Linked DNA regions of Mus musculus: region 2 is linked to region 1. Evidence: chromatin contacts called from ENCODE POLR2A ChIA-PET data. All regions are on one chromosome and are shown on one strand. The core of a region is the stretch at or near the end of the contact, and the rest is flanking DNA. Distances in the headings are between cores, read along the strand shown.

Region 1 (4,380 bases), core at 809-3,308:
ATGAACCAATATAACTGATGTCTGTGCAAGTTTAACATGAAACTAAAATAACCATGAAGAAGTGCAAATAAAATGTCATGGAGTGTCTGAAACACACTGCTGACCTCTGCAAGAAAACACATATTACAGGCCACCCCAAACTCCTCACTAGTGTGACCTCCTCCCCAGCACCCATGTAATTGGTTTTGTCTTTAAAAACAATGTATCCCCAAGCATGGTCACTAAGTGACTGACTCATGGCCTAGCCATCAATAAAAGGTCTCAAAACTTTTTTTGGTTTTGTTTGTTTGTTTTTTTGAGACAGGGTTTCTCTGTGTAGTCCTGGCTATCCTAGAACTCACTCTGTAGACCAGGCTGGCCTCGAACTCAGAAATCCGCCTGTCTCTGCCTCCCAAGTGCTGGGATTAAAGGCGTGCACCACCACTGCCCCGCTCAAAACTTTTAAATGGCTTAATCATTGTGGGTGTCAATCTCTCTTACGACCCAGAAGACATGTGACAATAAGAGCTGGTGAGCTGGGTGGCACTGAGATTGGAGGGAGCTTGTCTCCTTTCAGTGTAGGAGGCAACAGTGTTTACTAGACACAGGCGTAGGGAAGGATTGGCATAGCTGAGCAGATCAGTGTCTGGGAAAACAGTTCCTTAAAAAAATAAAAAGGTTTATTTATTTTATGTATGTGAGTACACTGTTACTGTCTTCAAACATAGCAGAAGAGAGTACATCAGATCTCATTACAGATGGTTGTGAGCCACCATGCTGCTGGGAATTGAACTCAGGACCTCTGGAAGAGCAGTTGGTGTCTTAACTGCTGAGCCATCTCTCCAGCCCCAGGAAAACAGTTCCTGACACCTACAGCAGTGTATCTATATGCCTGCTGACCACGGGCCGACTTAACCACTTTTTCACCTGCACATTTATAAAAGCTAGAAATGGCTATCGATGTTTAAGAGTATGTTGAGTCTGACTGTCTCACTTAAGACATCAGGGCATACATCCATGAATGCCAATGCCACCCTCTTGGAACTGTTTTGTCTGTCTTTGCCTGAGGCCAACTCAGTTGGGGCACTCGGTGGCCTTGGGAAAGTCTTTCTCTCTGGCTCCAGCTTTCCCGTTTGTGAAATGCGGAATAAAATAGTTAAGCAACAGCGGAGCGCCTGGAGCACCAGCTACTCAAGAGACTGAGGCAGGAGGATGGATTTGAGATCAGGAGTTCCTGGATAACATGGAGGACGCCGGCTCTCAAAACGGAAACAAACTGGCCTGTCATCTCAGCCCTTGAGAAACGGGAGGAGGAGGGAGACTCTTGGCGTTTTAAGGCCAGCCTCGGAGACGCAGCGAGTTCGAGGCTCGCTCCGGCTATGTGAAAGCCGGCCTCAAGAGAAAACAAAACGATCAGACAACCATTACAGATATCACAGTGAAAGGAACAAGGCGTCTCGCCTATGAAAGAGCTCTTTGCTTAAAACGGGTCGGGCTAAGCACCGTGGCATAGGAGAACCAGCAGAACTGGCCATAAACAGCTCTGGGCTGGCGGCTCCTCCGCTCAACTTCCGCCCTCTTAACTCCCAGGACCTAAAGGCCGAGCGGAGACGGCGCCACCGTGGTCCCCCCGGACCCGATCCTCCGGGGAGCAAGGCCCTGGCCCGCCCAGCCCTCGGCTCGCCTGCGATCGGGCCTCCCGGGCCTCCCGGGCCCAGCAGCCAGTGGACCGACCAGCAGCTGGGCCCGCGCGGCCGGGCCAATAAGGAGCGCGGCGGACGCAGGGGGCGGGCGCAAGCGGCGTCGCCCCCCGGAGCCGCTCCCTCCTCCGCCCCCGAACCCCAAGAAGCAGCGAGGCCCCTACGAGCCTCGAGGAAAAGGGAAAGGGCCGCTCACCGTCCCTTGGCCGCCGTCCCGCGCTTCCGGATGAGCTCGTCCAGCGAGAGATCGGCCATCTTGCGGCGCGCAGCTAGCGGAGAACGGAGGAGAAGCCGACTGCGGCGAGCCCGCCCCGCGGCCGGAGTCAAGAGCGGCTTCCGGCAACCCGGACGGCCAACTCTCGCGACAGCTCAAACGAAAAGCTCGAGACGGAAGGGGTGGAGCCTCTCTCCCCGTGAGCCTTTGCGGTGCTCGCTTCTAATTTGCATGGAGGAGTCCGGAGCCTTATGGGCTCTCTCTCCCCCCTCCTCCTTTTGCTAATGAGGAATTAGAATTATATCGATCATAAACCATTAAAAAGCATTATCAAGAGGACAAGTCTTTTAGTCATACAGCCGATCGGACACTCACCATACTTGTAATGAGAATATAATTTCTTACCCCTGAGGAACGTAGACACGTTCCTCATGCCTTAAACTTATGAGTAAGGAAAATAACGATTCGGGGTGACGCCCGAGTCCTCACTGCTTATGTGAGAAGAATTTTTGAGCGGGTATAGGTTGCAATCTGAGGCGACCCGCCTACTTTGCGGGATGCCTGGGTGACGCGATCTGCCCGACCCCCTAATTCTACAAGAATAGAAAGCTTAGCAGCTCCTCTGAATGGTTGCTCTCAGGTGCTAGTGGTTGCAAGTCGTATGTTGATGCCTGCCTTTGCCCTACCTGGTGTGTGAGCGTGAGCGCGCCCCACCTCTCCAGCCTCTCTCTTACTGTTTTTCAGACAAGATGGGACTGTTGTTCTCCTACTGCTATGTACCTCAATTTCAATTGATCATGCCTGGACATAACTGCCCATGTTGTAAGGTCGTCTACGTTGTAAGGTCGTGCTCAGTTTCTGATGCCTAGACTAGTCACCTTTCCGTTTGCCTCCTGACTGTGTAAATGAGGCAAATGAAGGTGGTCTCTTAACTGACATGTTAGTGTTTGACCTATGGGATAGTTTCTCATTGTTGAGACAGAATTTCTAGAAGCTGGTCCGCTGAGCGGCTAAGAGCACTTGCTGATATTGCAAAGGATCTACCTGGGTTTGGTTCTCAGCACTCACATGGAAGTTCACATGTAACTCCAGTGCCAGGAGATTCAATGCCTTCTTGACCTCCCAGGCTATTGCATACATATACATACATACATACATACATACATACATACATACATATATGTGTATACAGGCAAAACACTCATAAACATAAAAATAGATAATTTTTTCAAAAATAAAAACATGATGCTCTTGGGTCAGTTTCTCATGTTCCCTTGAAAATGTACATGTTGGGGCTGGTGAGATGGCTCAGTGGGTAAGAGCACCCGACTGCTCTTCCGCAGGTCCAGAGTTCAAATCCCAGCAACCACATGGTGGCTCACAACCATCCGCAACAAGATCTGACTCCCTCTTCTGGAGTGTCTGAAGACAGCTACAGTGTACTTACATATATTAATAAAATAAATCTAAAAAAAAAAAAAAAACTATCTGCCATATGGAACATTTAAAAAAAATGTACATGTTATGAAAGGAAGGCCTTCCTAAGAGACAAGAATCAGTTTCCCACAAGAATATTCACGAGCTTGGCTCAGGAATCCCAGGCTACTAGTTTGAAATGCCCTATGACTGAGGCTTTGGCAAAGTGGGGACTTTGATCAACCTGGACTGCCCCCATTCTCAGGACATAGACTCTACAACTGGAACCCCATCCCTGCTGCCAGGGCCTGAACTACAGGTCCACTACCGGGTCAGCCATTAAAAAACAAAACAAAACAGAGCATCAGGGTTCAATGGAAGGCTTGGCAGGATCCAGGAAAACCCTAAGGTTCAGCATCCGATACTGGAGAAGCATCCTGGTCCTGGTGGTAGAACTGCGAGTGGGTCTAGACTTGATCTCTTTAAGTAGAGAACACCAGCATACAACACACTCGTACCTCTACGTGCACACGAGGAAGAGAATCCCAGGGTGGGTAAAGGTTTAACCTCACTGCTGGGGCCAAGTTGAGCTATGCAGAATATAGGAACAGGCCAGAGGGGTCTTGCCTATAAGGTCCTAACTCCTCTAACAGTGAAGTTGTTAAAATGTTTTCCTTCAGTACATGGGACTATAAGGAAATTATCTGTAATGGCTGGTCCTGGTTGTCAACTTGACTCTATCTGGAATGAACTACAATCCAGAATTGGAGGGCTCACCTGTGATCCAGATCTTGAGGCTGGGAGATACAAGTTTCTGACTTGGATCTTGGCATGGAGATCTTGAGGCATAGTGGCTATGAATCCCAGGAGACTAAGGCAAAGAGATCTCTGAGTTCAAGGTCAGCCTGGGACAAAACAAGTCCCAGATTCAGGCATGGTGGTACACACCGTTAATCTGGGTCACACCTTCTGATGGAGGCCTACATAAGGACATTGGAAGAAGAAAGATTCACTCTTTGCCGGCTTGCATTTGCCAGCACATCTTTTGGAATCTACTAGCCTTGTGTGACT
Region 2 (4,380 bases), core at 603-3,102, 810 kb before region 1:
TTCCCCAGGATGTCCCTCATTCCCGCTCTTTCTCTCTGCTCTGAATTCTGGCTATAAAAAACCAAGCCTCTACTGTCAGCTGAGGTGGGGCCAGGATAACAAGTGTAAATGACCTTCCAGGGTTAGGGTAGGGCGAGAAAGAGGTGGTCTGGCATCCAGGCCAAAGGGCAGGACTAGGCCTAGGGAAGCCTGTGGGGCCTGTCTGGCATTTTATCTTCTTTCAGTTACCTCAGAGGCCAAGTACACCTACTGAGGCCCCAAGCAGGTCATGGGGCTAGGTGTCAGATACATTCATTCTGACTCTGCATTTTTCTATTTAAAAAAATTTTTTTAAAATTTTTGCTGATGAGTGTCTTTCACCCACTGACCCACTGACCCCATTTTGTTGCCCTGGGTAAGCAGATCTTACTCACCTGATGCAGTTCTTCGGGTCCTCCACACAGTCGATGTTACAGCGGAAGCGTTCCCAGGCCAGCCAGCCCATGGGTGGAGTCCGCAGTAGCCCATTCTCCAGCATCAGTACCTGAGCCACCAGGGCCAGTAAGAGCACTGAGGGGGAGGTGGATGGTGACTTGTAAATGGTTCCTACAGCACCCCACCCCCCAACCCCAGTCATCACCTCAACCCCTCCAGCCCTTCAGCCCTCCCCAGGTACAGGCCAGTAGGGTTAGAGTTGCCTCAGCCTGTGAGTGCAGTCTGGGGGGGGGGGTACATGGGGCAAAGTAATGTATTCAAAAAGCTGTTGCTACAGACTGGGAATCAATGGAACGGACCCCTGAAGTCATGTCCTTGATATACATGAGACCAGATGCCCTCTTCCCTCCCTCCCTACACAGAAATGACAGTTCATTGTGGACTCTGGGTTTCTGAGGCCTTGGAGTTTTTGCTCTCCACCTCAGAAAGCCTCAGAAGGGCCTAAAGGGGTTGGTCAGGGTGGACTTGTACCCAGCTGCTCACCTACACAAGCCCCTTCCTCTTGGCTTTCAGCTTCCTTATATATAAATTACCACACCCACATGACAGGGCTGCTACAGCCCGCCAGGATCGGGTAAGATAGGACCTATACACTGGAGCAGGGCTGAAAAAGGAAGTGGCCTCTTTGGAGGGGAAACGATTCTGAGGTGTGGGGCATCTCCTTGATTTTCCTGGCCCAGCTCCAAGGAGAGGCACACTTCTCCCCACATACCCCCATCAAGAAAGAGGAGGGCTGGGGCTTCCTCGCCACAGTCCTCCCCTGCAAAGCCACCTGAGTAGGTGAGGGTACCTGTCTTCTGCAACATTGCCTTGGAGTCAAATCTCAGGACCCACTCGAATCTGCTCTTAGCAGCTTTATATGCTGAACTGTGGAAGATAACAGATGTTATGTATCCCACCGGGCATAGTGGGACCCACCTTTAATCTCAGCACTCAGGAGGTAGAAGCAGGAGGATCTCTGAGTTCTGGGCCAGCCTGGTCCACATAGCCAGTTTCAGGCCAGCCAGGGCTACTAGGTAGAGAGACCCTATCTCCGAAAATAAAAGTTACGGATTCCACATTTGGTCCCAAGTCGCTTTCACTACCCTCACACACTCCTTCCCTACCCTTTACTTCCCGGAATCTAAGCTCTTCTTTTAGAACTACAAATAGTCTAGGACACTTTGCCCAAGAGCGGTTGTGACTGGTTCTAGGAATACCAGGAAGAAGGAAGGCTATAGGCCATGTCCGGTTCCAGGTCCCCGTGTGGGTTCAGATTCTCGGTTCTTAAACATCGCAGGCCCAGGGTCCCCCTTGATTCTTACCCTCGCGCTCGCTCAGTCCGCGGTAAGCCGTGAAAGCCCCCGTGGCGGCCGCTTGTACCTATAGCGACCCGGGAGGCGGAATGTCACGGGACAACCCTTCTTGAGCAACCAATCAGAATCCCCTAGCAACGCCGTGCCCTCCCTCTATGCCCCAGCTCCCAGCCTCCAAAAGCTCCGCCCATCTAAGCTCGCGTTCTGCGCGTTCCCGAGGCGCGCTCCCGTGGGAAGTCGGCTTGGGCGCCCTGTGCGCGCGCCGCTGTGCCTCGGGTCTGGTTGGAGTCCTCCGTCCTCCGCCCCAGAGGGCGGGGGTGGTGGCCCGCACTGCCCGTGCTCAGTAAGTAGCTGTGCAGTGAATTCCTACAGAGGGCGATACCTTGCTCTTTTTTTGTTTGTTTGTTTGTTTGTTTGTTTGTTTTATTTTGTTTTGTTTCTTCGAGACAGGGTTTCTCTGTGTCCTGGAACTCATTCTCTAGACGAGGTTGGCCTCGAACTCAGAAATCCACCTGAAACCTTGCTCTTAACCACTCGAAAACGGTAGTGAAAGAGGCTGGGTGGGGTTTCAGCTCTCGAAAGGTCAGGAGGCTGCCCCCTCCACCTGACACCCAAGGGGTTGTTCGCCCACCCACTCCCCAAATGTATTTATTCATTACTTATTCATATGTTAAACACAGGCTAGGTGCCAACCACTATTTCTGGATGCCTTTACACCGATGATGATCATAGCTGTCCCCTCTCCGAATCTGTGCCATTTTCCTCCTATCAGGTAATGGCAAACCGACTTCTCTGCCAATCTTTTCTCTCAGCCTTTACATGCAATTGTCCAAAAATTGATTCCTGCCTTTAAATTCCACCTCTCATCCCACCCAGTAACGCTGGCCTCATTACATATTGCCTGGATGATTCGGAGACAGCCCTCAAGGGCCTCCTTTGTCCACCTTACTTCTCCAAGGCAGCCAAGGCAAACCTGAAAACTCAGCTCTGTGGGCTGGTAAGATGGCTCAGTGGTTAAGAGCACTTAGTGCTCTGGCAGAGCACGAGGGTCCGTCTCCAGACTCACATGCCAGGGGATCTGATGCCCTCTTCTGAACTCTGAGGCCACCAGGCATTCACATGGTGCACATACAGGCAGATAATCGGGCACACACTTAACCTAAAAAAACGAACCCAACCCAGCCCTGGTCTTGTCTCTCTGAAGTCTGTGTGATGGCTACTCTCTTAGTTTGGGGAAATGGTGTTTCTAAACCCCACCCTCTACCTTTTGACCCTATTCCCTGCCGTCATCTTCCTCATTGCCCTCCTTGTGGCCCCTCAAACACAGCCTTTGAACCAGCTGTGCCTTCTGCTTAGAATGCACTTCTAGATATGGGCATAGCCGACACCCTCATTTCCCTTAATTATATGTCCAAGTGAGGTCTACTCTGCCCATTCTTCTATTTAAAAACGGCAAGCTCTCCCCTCCCTCCTCAGGAAACTCATGCTGTATTCTCCCCTTACCCACCCTCCCGCGACCTTCACCTTGTAACACATTTACTCTAGTGGATACTACTAGTTGAAGAAAAGTTAGTGAACATTGCAGCCACCAACCACCACACTCCCCCCTTAAAACATCCAGCAAAATGTAGGGTATGCTTGTTTACATTGTGAGGTCAGGGAGGAGACCTCAGAGCGGACAGCTGAGACCTAAATGTCAAGGAGCTCTAAGTGGGGGTAGGGTGAGAGGGGAGGGCCGGCTGGGCTTCAGGAACTGCAAAGCAAGGGTTGAGGTGGGAATCCACAAAGCCCGTGGGCAGGCAGGCAGGCATTTGAACACAGTTGCATTCAGGGCGACTACGGGAATCCTGGTCTCCTATCTTATTAGTGCTTTCCCCGCAGCCTTCCCTGCAAGCCTATGGACAGACTCCAGGTAGAGCCTCAGGACCACAAGTGGACTGCAGACCTGCGTTGGTGGGTGATAGAAGCCGAAATGGCCAATATCTAGAGGCAGAGATGGGGCTAAGCCAAAGACTTGGTTGAGAACCTTAGCAGGGTTTTGCAGGATGTGTAGGAGCTCGCTTTAGGAAGCGCCCTATCTGATGATTTGTCTGGTTTGGCTCTGCACGCGCGAGAGGGAAGAGAGGGGCGGATCGGGGAGATACTGGATGGGCTGTAAGGGGAAACTTTTGGGGGAAAAAGAGCACTCCTTATTCTTCTTCGGTGTAGAGCTGGAGGCCTGTGGGTAGCCTGAGGTTGGGCTTGGGGTTCGAGACGACCCCTCACCGACGAGTCCTGTGGCGCAGGCAGGTCCCCACCTTCCAGGGCCTCAGTTTCCCTCCAATATGCGAGCCGAGGCGACTTTGCGGATCTGGAGGCCTGGTGGGTACTGGGCGGGGAGCGGCCGGGGCGGTACCCCGAGCCTCCCGGGCGGGGTCTCCCGGCTCCTGCGGCCACGTTTGCGACCTGGGCGGAGGCCGGGGTTCAGAGCGAGAAAGCCCAGGGGGCGACAGCATCGCACTCGACGGGCCAGGCCCTCGGGCGCCGGAGGTGAGAGCCGGTCAGGCGGGCTCCGGGAGGAGGTGACCAGGAGGGCGTGGCCGTGGACGTGGCTGGAAAGCCCGGGCGGGAT

Evidence for each region. ChIA-PET counts read pairs that join two places held with the same protein, here RNA polymerase II (POLR2A).
Region 2: POLR2A ChIA-PET joins it to region 1 with 22 read pairs in embryonic stem cell. The contact joins the promoter of Naga here to the promoter of Poldip3 in region 1. POLR2A ChIA-PET finds 5 or more read pairs at or near these places in 3 of 5 experiments (Patski and embryonic stem cell).

What each region holds. Positions count from the first base shown.
Region 1 is chr15:83,147,320-83,151,699 of GRCm38, forward strand. Poldip3 (polymerase (DNA-directed), delta interacting protein 3) reads right to left here and starts at 2,059. Exons shown (of 9, transcript NM_178627.4): 1 at 1,876-2,059. The coding sequence starts at 1,934. It overlaps Rnu12 (RNA U12, small nuclear), which reads left to right and starts at 2,326; the gene lies at 2,326-2,475.
Region 2 is chr15:82,336,974-82,341,353 of GRCm38, forward strand. Naga (N-acetyl galactosaminidase, alpha) reads right to left here and starts at 1,853. Exons shown (of 10, transcript NM_008669.4): 1 at 1,779-1,853; 2 at 1,265-1,341; 3 at 414-549. The coding sequence starts at 1,280. Pheta2 (PH domain containing endocytic trafficking adaptor 2) reads left to right here and starts at 4,206. Exons shown (of 2, transcript NM_177391.4): 1 at 4,206-4,298.